Regions from separate parts of the Mus musculus genome. Here region 1 is linked to region 2. The links are chromatin loops, found by intact Hi-C in ENCODE. Cell type or tissue: heart. All regions are shown on one strand.

Region 1 (8,000 bases), 50 kb before region 2:
ACATACTAACATACGTTAGGTGCTTGGGATTCATGGGTAGATAAACAGGAGATTCCTGCCTTCCCGGAACTTAATGATCTAAGGAAGAAAGGCACATAAATAACAAAATAGTAGTAATAATTAACACGCTGTATGAGGAATATTAAGCAGGTACAGGAGATGTATAGATATATGAAATGTATGTGAAGAGATACGTGTATGAAGGACCACAGCCTGGAGGAAGGAGTGGCAAGAAGCAGCTGCTGATAGATGCATGAGGAAGATGAGGCTTTCCGCAGAAACAGAAAGCCAGGAGAAACTGAAGCTCAGGAGCTGAGCGCACAGGGACGATCCTGCAGCCTCGGGTGGAATCTGGCAAAAACCAAGCCATTTCTGTGACCGAGGTGAGGTTGATGCATTGGCCATTCCTGTTCGAACATCTCTGCCAAACATCTCTGCTGCTCTGTACAGCCAGAGTCCAGTGTTGCCTTAGAGTATGATAGACATTATCATAAAATTTTATTGAGAATACATGTATGAGAGAGAAGACAGATCATACAGTATTAAATAGAAGAGACGGTGACATTTCAACTCAGCAAAGACCTGCAGGAGACAAGGAAACAGTCATAGAAGTACCGGGGAAAGGAGAGCTAGAGTGCACTTGGTGTGTTTGCGGGGCGTGAAAGAGGCCAGAGTGTCTGAAGCAAAGTGACGGAGGGGGAAGGGTGGAAGACAAGGCTAAGAGGCCAGATGGAGTGGGATCCTCACGGGGAAGGCAGGAGATGCTGAACAAAGAACTAATGACCTGGTTTGGCTCTGCTGGGACAAGAGCACAGTAATGTTCAGGGACTTGGGAGAGAATGCCACTGTTGATGATGGGAGGGGTTGGTGTTCTAGGTGAGATACAGAGATCCAGGTAGAATAGAGGCCAACTACACAGACAGGGAGTCCCCTCTGTCTCATGGAAGGCAGTCCCACTGCCAGTAGGCAGATGGCCAGACAACACTGACCTCTGTACGCTAGGTTCATGTGTATGTGGTTTAGCAGCCTCTGGGGAGACAGTATTTAGGGGGAGGAGCAATGACGAGAGGAAGGGCGTGAGCAGGGCAAAGTGGGTTGCTCAGAGTAGCATGAAGGGTTCTTTTCTCCGCTAGACTTGAAAACACAGGAGAGGGGACCTGGTAATTCAGGTCTGTGACTTAAGCTTTGGGCAGAATCAGTCCTTGCGCCATAGGGTTCAACCCCAGCTCTGCACCTTCTTAGGTAGGCTCCTTTGCCAGGTCACATCTCTGTCATTGTCAGCCTCATTGATGTGCTGGTAAATGTGTAGAAACAGGTTCTCTAAAAAGGGACAGAGGAGGGGCCCCACGATGCCTGGGGGTTGTGCATCTCCACAGTATAAACACTCTACCCGGCTGAGGCCAAGTCACCTAAGAGATGTGAAGCTCAGAGCTTAGTACCTTGTTCAGTCATAGGCGTTTCCACCATTCAGATAAAAGGAGTTTACCTTAAGCACACTGATAATGTCTTGATGTAAGAAAGTAATTAGGAAGCGATGACTTCTGAGAATTTATCAGCTTCTTTCAGTACAGATCACTCAGTTGTAAGTTTATTATGATTTAGTTCTAACAATGGCTGTGTCTAACAATCGGCTCACACAATTCCTAAAAATTTAACAATCGACTCTCATGAGCCACTCTAAGCCAGCTCCCCACGCCAACTTCCTCATCTGTAAAATGAAGATAAAAATAGCTGCTGCTCTGGTGGCTTGAGTATTGGATGAGACAGTGTGGGGGAAGGTGCTTCATGCCCTGCCCTCCGAGGCGCAGGCTGGGTCAACAAGGCTCGTGTTTACATTAGCCAGGGCCAGTATTATTTCCTTACATCTACAGAAAGAATGCTTTCTTGTCAGCTCTGCCTCCTAAGACCTGCCCAAGATCAGATCAGGATGTGGACGAGGAAAAGCTTAGTCTCAAAGGGCTTACACATGTTTAGAGGGGAAGAGGAACAACTGCCTTCTGTATGCCAGTCTGAACTGGGTGGGGAGTGGGCAGAGACAATCTGAGTAGGCAGTGCCTCTTGTCTAGCCAAAGTGCAGGTCCTACCATGAATTGCACAGCTTGATGTACTTAAAGCCTGTGAATCAGTAAGGGTCACCAAATCCTGCTAATGTCAAAGTGGGTAATGAAACGTGCCTAGGAGTTCACCATGATGACAACACATGCACACACACACACACACACACACACACACACACACCACTCTCTCGCTCCCCCTCACACTATCTCTCACACACAGTCACACACACGCACACATGCACACATACTCTCACACACACGCACACACACTCTCACACACACACATTATCTCTCATACACAGTCACACACATGCACACATGCACACATACTCTCTCACACAACACACGAACACACACATACTCTCTCACACACACATACTCTCTCACATACATACTCACACACACATGCACACACACATACTCTCTCACACACTCACACACACATACTCTCACACACACACATACTCTCTCACACACATTCTCTCACACACACACACTATCTCTTACACACAGTCACACATACTCTCACACACACACGCACACACACTCTCTCTCTCACACACACACACACAAGCACACACACATACTCTCACACACACTGACACACACACACACACACACACAGAGGCACGCACACACTGTCACAGGCACGCGCACACTGTCACATTCACACACACATTATATAAATTTCAAGTCTTCTAATCATATTGTACGATGGTTAATGAAGCACGATGCTTATTGTTAATAACGCCTGCAGTTGTCACTGATGGATCAGTTATGACAGACCAGGCCCTGGACACACACTTGGCACATGCATTCATCATTTCTGTCGATTCTCTCTCTAACTTCATCTTACAGAGAAGATGACCCAGCTGAAAGAAGTGATGTCACAGGGCAACTGTATGTCTGAGTCAAAATTAAACTGTAGTTTAGCTGACTCTGAAGCCCTCGCTTTAAATCATATCACTTGATGCTAGACTGGGAAGAGGATGGTCCCCACAGACGCCCCTGACGTCAGAGAATATTCATGCTATACTGGGAACAGCAGGAGATGGGTCAGGCTGCAGCGTGAGAAGGCCACAGGGGGACACACGTCCCTAGAGACCAGGACTGGGCTTACATTCTGAGGCCTAGCATGTCCCATCCCACCCCTGTGAAGGGAGTGCTTTCAAAAGCCCTCACTGAGTGACTGAAGGAACCTGAGGCAGGCACCTGGACCTTGGCCACATGGCACCATTTTCAGCAGGGCCGTCTGGCTCTCCCACTCTGGCTTTTTGCTCCTGCAGTGGGTAGGATCACTGCAGCTAGGTAGGCTCCCAGAACAGCAGTGCACGTGTTTCCACCTGCCAGTCAGGCCTGCCGTGCTCCCAAGCTCCTCCATTCCATCAGAAAACTTGAGCCCTACTTTTCTGTACCCACATTACAGCTGGAGCCACTGAGGCCCCAGCGAGTAGAGAGACTCATCCTAGATGACTTAGCCAGCTTGCCAGTCTTATGACTTCCTTTAAGAACAAAGGAATTCAGGGTCAGGAATGTGCCAGGTCACCTTTGCAGCCTGATGAGGAGCCTCCAGCTCTTCCTAGCCCTCAGGGGTATCACTGGCCAATGGCAGTCCCTGTACGCTGCTAGGATAGGTACAGGAGGAACAATCCAAGCAAAGGACAGAGAACTATATGTCCCTCAGAAACAATGGGCACTGAGAGGCCTACAGAGCCAGTAGGCAGTTCTGCTGGGAATAAAAACCAGCAACAGCTAGAAGCTTCCTGTGCTGTCCACCCCAGCCTCCCTCTTTGTGGGAGGACAGCTTTCAGACCAGACTAGCTACCCCGCCCCACCCCCAACCTCAGTGTAGGCAGAGTGGATTTCCCGGCAGTTCCCGCATACACGAGGACATCCTGTGGCCAGGGTGTGGGGAAGACCTCACTCAGCTCACGCTTGCTGAGCCCACAGGTCTAGGACAATGGAGCTGTAGGGCAAGTAGCCAGGCAGAGGGGGGAGGGTACCCAGGCTACTGTTGATGGGAGGAGTCCCAGCTCAGCATTAGAGCTCAGGCACCAAGCCTCACTCTCCTTCATAGGGTTGGCTCAAGGCCATCAGAAAATGGAAAGGAGCCTGGGTGAGGGTATATGGTATGTGTGTGTGTTTGTTTATATATATTATCATGGATAATGCACACATGTAATCCTAGAGCTCAAAAGACTGAAGCAGGAGGATTGCAAGTTTGAGCTACCAAGCAGGTTTCAGGCTTCAAAGTAAAATGAAAAGTGCTTAGGACATAGCTCACTGGCAGGGCACTTACCTAGCAAGTTCAGGGTCCTGGGTTTTATCCCCAGTGCCACAAAAGAAAAATAAGACAGATGACAGGTTGAATGACATTCCTGAGGTGACATCTACCTCCTGTGGCTGACAGAGGACTCAGTGTGCAGACATCTAGAAGGCAGGAGCAGGCCTCACAGGGGCTCTGCATGCAGTCACTCTGTGGCTCTATCCATGGTAGGAGATGTCCCTCTCACTACACGTGGGACCTGCATGACCCCAGAAACTGGCATCAGAGTAAGAGACGGCAAGGTAGGTGCTAAGAAGCCACTGTGGCCATGAAGCCTACCTCCTGCCCTTGCCTGGTCTGGCTGAACCAGGGTTGTTTCCCAAGTTCAGACTCCAGCTGGCTGCTATTTTGAGAAGACACACCACCCTCCACATCCTGTGGGCAGGGAGGATGCTCAGACAGACGTGGGTAGCCTCTGCCATCCAAGTCCAACCCAGGCCACTCCAACTGATGGGGAAGACACGAAACATACATAGCTCCACTAGTGGCATCTGGGGTCTGTCCACACTCAGCCCTCAGGCAGGAAGAACAGCACTATTGCTCTGTCTATGCTCTGCTTTGGACAGAAAGCCTGTGCTGGTGTCTCCAGCCATAGGTGGCTTTTGGGGTCTCCTGGGAGGGTGGCTGTGGGGCTGCCTAGTTGTACCCATGGAACCTTGGTCTGTGAAGCAGAGCATGTTCCTGGACTCATCAAGGTTGAGAAGAACAAGGCCTGAAGACACTGTCTGGTTTCACTCTGAGCCAGCTCTTCCTCCATCCCTACCCCATCCTGGCATTTCCTGTGGCCCCACAAACTCAAGCCCTGAGTAGCCTCCAGCCTCCTCTGCCATCCGTTCCTGCACTGGGCAACAGTGTGAACACTGATGCATACAACCACATGGTCACGCCCTGCTCTCAAGCCTTCTCTGCTGCCCTATCGATCGATCTAAGACAAAAGCCCAGGAACTTGAGCCTTCAAGCCTTTCACAAAAATGTCTTCCTGATTCTTCTGCCTCCACTTCCTCCATTCTCCCCATAGGGAAGGTCACAGCTGACCAATCACAGGTCACAAAGACCAGGTAATATCACAAACAACAACACACTGCCCCTTCTCAGTGTTGCATTGACGCTGACTCCTTCAGACTCATCTTCTAATTTATTTTCTCTTAAACTGGGTCTAGTTTACTCATGTTTTTGAGACAGAGTCTCACTTTAGCTCAGGCTATCCTTGAATTCAATCTGTAGTCCAGGCTAGCCCAAAATTCAGAGCCTTCTTAAATGCTTGAGATTTCAGATGTGAGCTACCATGCCTGGCTAGTTATATCTATTTTTAAAATCTTCTTAAAAAAAAAAAAAACAAGCCTATTATCTATAGCTCTTCAGGCTGCTTCCAGGACCAGCTGCCAGCTCTCACAAAGGTGAGTTGCCTGTGGCATCTGTATTTTTCCCCTGGTGCTGGGAATGGACCGGAAGGCCTTGTGCCTGTGGGGTAAGCACTCTACCACTACATCATACATTCTTCATGTAGTCTGTCCTGCTGTGCACTGTTCACTTCGAATGTGAGTTTGTCTTCAGGGAGAGCCGTCACTGTGTCCATGTCAGTTTTGGATCACGAAGGCTTCCCTAAAGAGCCATTTGGATTTGCTCTCACTGGGGTCCCTGGAAACAGATGGCTTCTATGGAAAAAAGAGGCCGGAGGCCACTGGGACTGGCACCAGGCTCTCTGCAAAAAGTCAGAGGCAACATCTGCTGGGAGTGGGACCTCTACCAGCTGAACTGTCTGCCAGCCTGGACAAGCTTGGGATCCGGGAGCTTGCCTGAGTCCTGGCAGGAAACTGAGTCTGTCTTGTGACCCTGAAAGTCTAAGCTAGCACCGGTCTGAGCTTTGGGTAAAAAGCCGCCAACCTGGAAGATGACCAGCAATGCACAGGGAGCTATAGAACCAGCATTCAGGGGAAGCCTGCTTTGATATCCTGTGCTGCGTGTGTTTGAAAATTTTGTGAAAATGTCATTATGAACACTGCCAAGTGCCCAGCAGATACAACTGCCCTCCGAGCTCTGAAACATGACTTCAGCTCCATCTCCCACACCAGCTTTTGACTTTAGCTCTTTGCTTCTGGCACCTGGGAATTCCCTGTTAGCTTTAGCTTTCAAGTGCAGCTATGTAATTTAAACAGGTTTTCTCTTCATATTTTCTTGAGCTTGGAGAGCAAGGTGTGGGTGGGTGGGGGCGGGGCTCTGATATCTACCTATGAACTGACCAGATGTCCTTTCCCAAGCATGAAAAAAGCCCCACTGAAATGTTCCCTCTTTGGGGAAGACCTTCTTACCTGCCACCAGTTACAGCTAGGTGCACACTCTGCCCTCTATCCAGCCTCCCACGCTAGACCCTGCATCTGAGAGGTAACTGAATAGCATTTTCTACTCCCACTGAGGGTGAGGATCTGCTTGCCAGCAGGGTCTAAGCATAAATAGCACCCTGCCCAGGGCATGCCAAGGAACTGTTTGTGTAGCTGCTACCCTTTTCAACGTGGGTTGTGGGAGCTCCCCCAATGGCTAGAGTTCTACTGTGTGGCTGCTACTGAGGTAGAGCTGAGACAGCAGCAGAGTACAAGGGCATGCTGACAATGGACGCCTTCCCAGGGGGTAAAAGAAAGGGCAAGCCCAAGCCAAAACCTCTATCTCCTCACATGCCTCCCAGCCCCAAAGCCCCTGGAGCCCACAAATAAGCTGGTGCTGTTCTCAGCCCTGGCCCTTTGATCCGGGCAAGCAGCAACACCTAGCTGGCGCCCTAGACCAGCTCTGACCTTATCGGACTCAGGGAAGAGACAGGTGCCTGGGGCACAGGCCAATTAGGTGCCTTGCTCTGGTACCCACTGAGTCACATCCTGGTTGAGCCTGTCCAGCTTCTCAGCTCAAGTGGCCAACAGGGTGAGGACACACCGCAGGGAGCAGGTCAAGACTACAGGGCAAGGACTCACAAGACTCTGAGAAGGCTGGGAGGTACCCACCGTGACAGGGACACAGTGATGCCAAACACTCAAACTCCATCAACCACAGGGTCTCTCTACCATAGGACCTCAACAAGTTGCTCCCCTCCCTTGGACCACCTCGTTCACCAGAAAGTGAACTTGGCAAAGACAGCCTTTAGGGTTCTGGAAGAATCAAAGGAGACTATACGTGTAGGGTATTGGTCCACTTTCAGCCAGGTCCCTGGAGATCAGAAGGCACTATGTGCCTTCTCATGAAGCAAGAATCCAGCTCAGGAGGTGCTGTGGAAGAAAACAGGGCTTGGCCTCCCACATTCTTTGGGGATGATACCTGCTCCATGTCCCTGAAAGGCCAGGTAGGACTGACCACACTCAGGGTAGTTGATGAGAGAAGCTGGGGTACAGCCTCCTTCCAAATCATCAGCAAGGCTAGGACCAGAGGGATGGGGTTCACCCAGGTTCCTGGGAACTCAGGGACCATGTGGAGTAGATGTCAGAGTCTAAGAAAGCTGTGTAGTCCATTTTTCCCATATTACCATTGGCCAGGACCCCTTCCGGTGGGTGATCACTGTGTACAGAGTCTAAAGCCTGGAGGGACCTGCAGGGCAGGAAGGAGAAAGGAGGGCCTGGACTCATTGCTTGGATGGA
Region 2 (8,000 bases):
AAGAAAAAGTTTATTTGGGGGCTTACAGTGTCACCAGGTTGGAGTCCATGACAATCCTGGCGGGGAGCATGGCAGCAGGCAGGCAAGTATGGCATTGAAGCCGTACCTGAGAACTTACATGTTGAGACAACAACCATGACACAATGACAGCTGAGAACAGCATGGGCTTTTGAAATCGCAAAGCCCTCTTCTGGTAACACACCTCCTTCAGGGGTCAGGGAGTAGAATGTGGTGGTTTGAATGAGAATAGCTCCTTTAGAGTCATGTGTTTGAATACTAGGTCCCCAGTTGACAGAACTCTTTAGGAAGGACTAGGAGGTGTGGCCTTGCTGGAAGAGGTGTGCCCTGGTATCTTATCACAGCAATACAAAAGTAACTAAGACAGTGAGTGACTGCCAGTGGGTACAAGGCCTCTCTCTGGGGTGATGTAAAGGCTCTAAAGTCAGTGCAGGGCCTGGGCAGAGTTGCAGGCACCTGGTGTCCTAACACCTAGGAGGCTGAGACAGGACAGTCATTTGAGCTCAGGAGTTCAAAGCCAGTCTGAGCAACATAGTAAGCCCTTATCTCAAAAGGGAAAATTGATGTGTGAATGATCACACAGCTCTGAATACATAGGAAACCATGAGGTACACACTTTAAGTATATGAGTTATATGGCATGTGAATTAATATCTAAACAAATATGTTCTAAAAATTACAAAGTGGGCCTGTGAGATGGCTCACTGGGCAAGGGCCCTTGCTCCCAGGGCTGACAATCTGAGTTCAATACCTCACTCAGGCAGTGGAAAGCAAGAACAGAATCCTGCAAATTGTTTCCTAACATCCACAGGTATATCACAGCATCTGCACACACAAGCACATGCATACATGCACATACAAATCATAGATAACTGAATGCAACCCGCCTTCCCAGAAACAAAACCTGCTGGAGAGATGGCTCGGTGGTTAAGAGCACTGGCTGCTCTGCAAGGGGACCTGGGTTCTATTTCCAGCACCCACATGGTGGCTCACAGCAACACCAGTTCCAAGGGATCTAACACTTCTGGCCTCCATGACCACCAGGTACACACATAGTGCACAGATATGCATACAGAAAAACCAGCTATACACATAAAATAAAATAATAATAATTTGTAGAGGTTATTTTAAAAAATCACACGACCCCAGTGTCTGTGCACCATGGCTCACTGTGTGCCTATAATCTCAGCATGTGGGAGTCTGAAGCAAGAAATTGAGACCAGCCTGGGCTACAAACCGAGTTCTGGTCCAACCTGGGCTACAGAGTGAGACTCTGTCTCAAAATAACAACAACACAAGTATTTGTAGTGAACATAAACCTGAGAATTAGAACAGAAAGACAAATAGGAAGACAGCCATCTAATGAAATGGCATACGTGGATGGAAACAGACCAGGGTGTTGAGAGCAATCACTTCTCAGAGATTTCTGATTTATTTTACTTATTTACTTTCTCTTTTGAGATTGAATCTCACTGTAGTTCTAGAACTCAGTATGAAGAGCAGACTGGCCTCTAACTCACGAAAATCTGCCTGCCTCTGACCTACCTGGCAACCACTACATCTTTTAAGTTTCCCCCCAAGTGAAATATGAAGTTGGGGCTGGAAGGCTGACTCAGTAGTGAAGAGCACTGGTTGCTCTTGCAGAAGACCTGGGTTCAGCATTCCGCACCCACACAGCTAACAACCATCTATAACTCCAGTTCAAGGGAATCAAACATTCTCGTCTGGCCTCTGCAGGCATGTGGTGCATATACATACATACAGATCAAATACTCATACACATTATATAATAATACATATAATATATAATATGATATATATATATACACATACATATATATGTACATAATTTGATACACTACAGTAGTCTAGAGTGTAGGTTGCAACCTTGTCTTCATGATGGCAATGCCATGCACCTGCAGCCTCTGGCCTGTGAGTGCCTGGAAGGTTATCCCCACGTTATTTCTCTTCCCAAACTATGATCACTTCAGTGACTTCAATCAAACTCCCAGATAAACTCCCAGAGTTATCAGCCTAAACCTCCGTTCTGAAGCCCAAGCTAGCACACAGAAGCTGCCTCTTGGCATCTTGAGCTGCATGTCCCAAGAGACAGCCTGGGATGGTTCACCTAGCCTGGATTTGGAACCACCTAGAAGACAGCTCCAGCAATGCCTGTGAGGATGTTTCTAGAAAGCTCTAACTGAGGTGGGAAGATCCATCCTGAATGTTAATAGCACCAGCCTGTGGGCAGGGGTCCAGGACTGAATAAGCAAGAGGGCTGGGCAGTGGTGTCTCATGCCTTTAATTCTAGCACTTGGGAGGCAAAGGCAGGCGGACTTCTGAGTTCGAGGCCAGCCTGGTCTATAGAGTGAGTTCCAGGACAGCCAAGGAACCCTGTCTCAAAACACGAAAGAAAGAAAGAAAGAAAGAAAGAAAGAAAGAAAGAAAGAAAGAAAGAAAGAAAGAAAGAAAGAAAGAGAGAGAGAGAGAGAAAGAGAGAGAGAGAGAGAGGAGGGAGGGAGGGAGGGAGGGAGGAAGGAAGGAAGGAAGGAAGGAAGGAAGGAAGGAAGGAAAGAAGGAAGGAAGGAAGGAAGGAAGGAAGGAAGGAAGGAAGGAAGGAGAGAAGGAAGGAGAGAAGGAGGGAGAGAAGGAGGGAGAGAGGGAGGAAGGAAGGAGAGAAGGAGGGAGGGAGGGAGGAAAGGAAGGAAGGAAGGAAGGAAGGAAGGAAGGAAGGAAGGAAGGAAGGAAGAGGAAGAGAAAAGAAAGAGAAGAGAAGGCCAATTGGTGGCACACCCACCACACCTAGAACTCAGAGGGCAGAGGCAGGCAGACCTCCATCACTTTGAAGCCAGCTTGATCTACATAGTGAGTTCTAGGCTAGCCAAGGGTACACAGTACGACCCTGTCCTAGTTTAAAAAGAAGGAGGAGGAGGAGGAGGAAGAGAAGGAGGTGGGGGAGAGCAGAGCACCAGCATTTGCCTCTCTGCTTCCTCACTGCAAATGCAGTGTGGGCTGGCTAGTTATTTCATCAACTTGACACCAGCTAGAGCTATCGGGGAAGAGGAACCTCAGCTGAGGAAATTCCTCCATCAGACTGCCAACAGGCCAGACTGTAGGGCATTTTCCAAATGACTGTGGGATGGGGGGGGGGGTGCATCTCACAGGGGTGATGCTACCCTGTGAAGGTCCTGAGTTGTATAACAAAGCAAACTTAACAAGCCCCAGGAGCAAGCCTCGGTAAGCAGCACTCCTGAGCCACTGCTTTAGTTCCTGCCTCCAGGTATCTGCCATGATGTCCCTCCATGATGGGCTGTCAACTGTAAGATGAAATTAACCCTTTCTTCCCCAAGTCACTTTTGACCATGGTCTTTATCACAGCGGTAGGAAGTGAGACACAGGATGTCCAGCTGCCTCGTGGTACTGCTACCCACCCCCCCGCCCCCCCGCCCCCGCCCCCGCCCCGGGGAGTGCATCCTTAAACCATGAAGCAAAAATAAACCCTTCCTGCCTTAAGTTGCTGTTGTTGGAGTGACAGAAAAAGCAACTAATATACATCCCAAATTTAACATGCCTAAATTGGAACCCCACAGAACTTTAAAAACAGCCACCCTTCCCCTCCCTCAGACGTCCCCTCAGTAAAGAGCAACTCCTTGACTCCAGCCGCTCAAGCCACAGAGACACTCTCAACTCCTCTCTTTCTTTTGCTCTGTACCCAGTCTGTCAGGAAATCCTGTTGCTCTACTTCCATAACACACCCAGAACCTGACCACTTCTCCACACTTCCTCACTAGCCAGCCTGACTCAAGCCACCGCCCTCGTTGGCCTGTGTCATTGGAAAAACCTCTTAATTATTTTCCTCTTCCTGACTTTGGCACCACCCATTCCATTCCAACACAGAAGTCAGAGAATTCCCCTGCCTTTTTTATTTCAAGTTTTCCCCTTATCTATTTAATATTTGTGTTTGTGCATGCAAAGAGGAGGTCAAGAGACATGTGTACAGACCACAAAGCCAGAGGACAGCTTGCAGAAATCAGTTCTCTTCTTCTACCAGGTTGGTCCCCGGGATCGAACTCAGGGTGTCAGGCTTGGCAGCAGGCCCTTTTACCTGCTGAGCCATCTCACTAGTCCCATAGAGAGTTCCTTAAGCTGTGTGATTGGCAGTTGCAAAATGCCCCCAGTTAATCCTTCCACATCATGTTCATGCCTTTACACTGTGCCCTTCCTCAGTGAACCTGGGTGGGTTCTACATACCTTAGACAACAGAAGAAGGCAGAAGTGATGTACTTCCTGGGGACTAAAAGGCTTTGCATCTTCCACTTGGGTCTCTTAGATATTGTTCTAAAAAGAAGCTTATCTACTCTAACAAAGGATACAGAGTCCCAGAGAGAAGAGCCACGGGAGACTGGTCAGTGTGGGCATTACACCCATCCCAGGTCAGTGCAGTTACAAACAAACAGAAAGCAGAAGAGAAAGCATCCGGCCATGAGAAATCACTGAAGGCCAAGGATGTGACTCAGTTGGCAGAGTGCTCAGCTAGCCTGCACAAAGCCCCACGTTTGATCCCTGGCACTGTTTAAACTGTGTATGATGTTGTATACCTGTAACTCCATGTCCTGGGAAGAGGAGGTGGAGACAGGAGGATCAGAAATTCAAGGTTATGCTTGGCTACAAAGGGAGTTCAAAGCTGTCTCAGTGAGGGTCACCGTTGCTGTGATGAAATACTATGACCAAAAGCAACTGGGGGAGGACAAAGATTTCACTTCTACTTCCACATCACTTCATCATCAAAGGAAGTCAGGACAGGAATTCTAACAGGGCAGGAACCTGGAGGCAGGAGCTGATGCAGCGGCCATGGAAGAGTGTTACTTACTAGTCTGTATCTCATGGCTTGCTCAGCCTACTTTCTTATAGCATCCACGACCACCAGCCCAGGGGTGGCACAACCCACAATGGGATGGTTCCTCCTGTATCACTCTATAAGCAGGCTTGCCTACTGCCTGATCTTATGGAGGCATTTTCTCAGTTGAGATTCCCTCCTCTCAGATGACTCTAGCTTATGTCAAGTTGACATAAAACTAGCCAGCAAAGAGGCCAGTCTGGGCTCACGAGACCCTGCCTCAAAATAACAATAATTATAATTACTATAGTAGACTGTTTCAAGCCACTAAGTTTGGGGGTGATTTGTTAGGCAGCAAGAGATCCCCACTATAAACCATCACTTAGATCACTTGGCTTGTATGCAGGACACATTCACTGGTCCTCAGTTCACATCTGAAACCAAAGACATTGTAGGCACAAGGTCCTACACGATCTGTATCCCCCACTTCCTGGTCCTACACGATCTGTATCCCCCACTTCCTGTTGCCATTGCTCGGAACACATTCCCTCCACCCTGTCTTGGCTCACCCCATCCCAGGCACATTTCCTTCATTCCCACCAGTCGCTTTCTCTTCCCTGGAGTCTCAACATCTGCTGTTCTCCTTCCAGATTGCTCTTTCCCACTACCATGTGGCTCTGTCCTTCACTTGCTTCTGGTCAGTACTGAAGCATTCATCATAGAGAGAGTCTTATATTCCCTGGCCCCTTGAGCCCTGATCCTTTGTCTTTTTCTCTTCTGTTATCCACACAGAACGCATCTTCCTCTGACATACATTTATTTCACTCCATGCAGATGGTGTGCTATTTTGTTTAATACAACACCCCCCCAATGTTTAGAATGGTATATGTCACACAGGACATACTGGGATGTATTTGATGGGGACAGGGGTCCTTGCTGCTCCTCCTGGCTAAGACTTGGCCTCAGATCTACCTCTTGAGATCTCAGACACATCAGAAAATGCATTCCCTCAGTTCAGGAACCCCAGCTTTGGTTCCAGGTACAACTTGAACCCTAGACTTCCTACCGGTGAGACGGTGAGAACAGAGTGGAGCCAGAGACTGGTACCCAGTGGGCCTCCTGTCTGTATGCACAGACATGCTTCCCTTCAAGGTGAAACCCCAGAGGCACCCAGAGAATGGAGGACAAGAAGACCTAAGCCACATCAACCAACTGTATTTTCCAAAGATGAGGATATCTTGTCATCACATGTTCTTTCAGGTCCTTGATCCTCTCTCTCATCAAAAGACAGACTCTAGGGATCTGGAGAGATGACTCAGCAGTTAAGAACACCAGCTGTGCTTTCAAAAGACCCAAGTTCAGTTCTCCAAACCCACACTGGACAGTTCCCAAATACCTGTAACTACAACTTCAGGGAAATTGACTCCCTCTTCTGACCTTCTCAGGCACCCAAACAAATATTCACATGTACATACTCATAAATCAAAATAATCTGTTTTTCTCTGTTTCTCCAGCCTGTTATTATTTTAAGCAACAAGTTAGAGTTCAAGGGAATACAACACTTTCAAAGTAACTTTCCAGGATCAGTCAGAGGAGGCATGATAGCTTCCCCTAGCTAGTTATCCCTAGCTGCTAATGCTTGGAATCCGACCACAGTGTTGTAAGGGAGCCCAGGCTACACAGAGAAGACACGGGCAGGCACTCCGGCTAAGTTCTCATCAACTGCCAGACAGCTTGGCTTCCAGGATCCAGCCCTTCCCATTTGCCTACTTGACTTCAGATAGAAAACACGATGTCACCCCTTCTGCTTCCAACCTAGTCTTGCCTAACTGAAAACTCTGAGCAAAACAAATGCTTTCGTTGTTTTGAGTGGCCAAGTTTCATTACACAACCATAGTAACTAGAACAGGCTCAAAAGTTCATTTACCTCCACAGTGAGACTACAGGTAAGCAGCCTCCCATCTTACTGCTGAGAGGACTGAGGTTCACAAGGCCAGTATCTTACCCTAGATCATACAACCAGGAAATATGGAAGCAGAAATGGCAGCCTGGGCTTTCAGATTCCCCAGTGAACACTCTTTGCCATGCCCAAACTCTGGTTACTTCATCCTGAACACAAAGTCCCCCCAAAGTGGGACTGTCAACATTCAGCCACATCCTCCAGCCAACAGGTCAACAATGGTTGAGCCCCTGCATCAGGCTCAGACCTCCTCTAAGGGACAAACCCCTTCTCCTCTGAAGGGCAGCAGCTCTGGGAAGAGGGCCAAGGAAGGGGTGTGAGCCAAGACTTGCTGCGAATGTGTCTGGATCCTAATTACCGGCCGGGAAGTCCACTTCCCTTGCCAAGAGGCCCTAAGGATAGGAGATGGAACCCTCACACCTGCAGGTGGGCCACAGGGCCTGAACAGAGCCCCAAACTGGACTTCATATGTGCAGGAAACTTCATTTCCATGGAACACAGGAAAACTTGGTCTCTACCAATTTGGGAGCAGACACACTGTACTGCCAAAAACCCCTTCTTCCCACGCAATGTAGTTACAGCAACTAAAGTGAGAAAAAAAGCTATGTTCGGCCATATACCCAGGCACACATACCCCCCACGCAATCATCAGGCATAGTCAGGTAGACAAGGACACAAGGTGCATATAAATTAACATAACTCAATATGTATGTTCAATACATATTCAACCTGAATATACATGTGTATAGCATTGTACACATGAAAGATTTATACATACATACATACATACACACAACTCATTTACTAAAATATATCCACTTATGTGCATGGACACATCAGTACACACACTGGCATGCATGCCCATGTACATACACACATAAAACAATTTTTTTAAAGGAAAGGAAAGGAAAAAAGAAGCAAAGTCAACAAACCTTTCAACTGACACAGAAAAAAGGAAAGAATGCTCAGCTTACCAAAATCAAGAGTGAAAGGGTACTGATAGCAATCTCACAGAAATCAAAAGGATTATAAGGAAATACTATAGGCATTTATATACCAAGAATTAGATTTATCTAGATTAAATACAAAAATAAAAAATCCTAGAAAAAATGAGAAGTACTTCTCTAAACAAAAGATAAAGACCATTATAGAAAACCATAATCAATCAAAATTCTAGAGCCCAGTC

The links. Hi-C counts contacts between places; a loop is a spot of excess contacts. Peaks named below come from ENCODE experiments on the same cell type or tissue, not always from the same donor. Only the 100,000 strongest peaks of a DNase experiment are listed, where the experiment ranks them.
Region 1: it touches region 2 in a loop (2.1-fold over the local background); 1 of 42 quality-filtered maps calls a loop at or near these places.

Annotation. Positions count from the first base shown.
Region 1 is chr11:72,465,451-72,473,450 of GRCm38, forward strand. All of the region lies in intron 2 of Spns2 (spinster homolog 2), which reads right to left. Among named protein-coding and RNA genes, the nearest start is that of Gm40194, 12 kb to the left of the region's middle. In heart, no CTCF peak of the experiment used is centred here; DNase peaks (open chromatin) are centred at 1,019, 1,791 and 3,961; H3K4me3 peaks cover 292 bases; H3K27ac peaks cover 4,157 bases.
Region 2 is chr11:72,515,606-72,523,605 of GRCm38, forward strand. The region is part of intron 8 of Spns3 (spinster homolog 3); the gene reads right to left. Among named protein-coding and RNA genes, the nearest start is that of Spns2, 30 kb to the left of the region's middle. In heart, no CTCF peak of the experiment used is centred here; DNase peaks (open chromatin) are centred at 3,796, 6,586 and 7,206.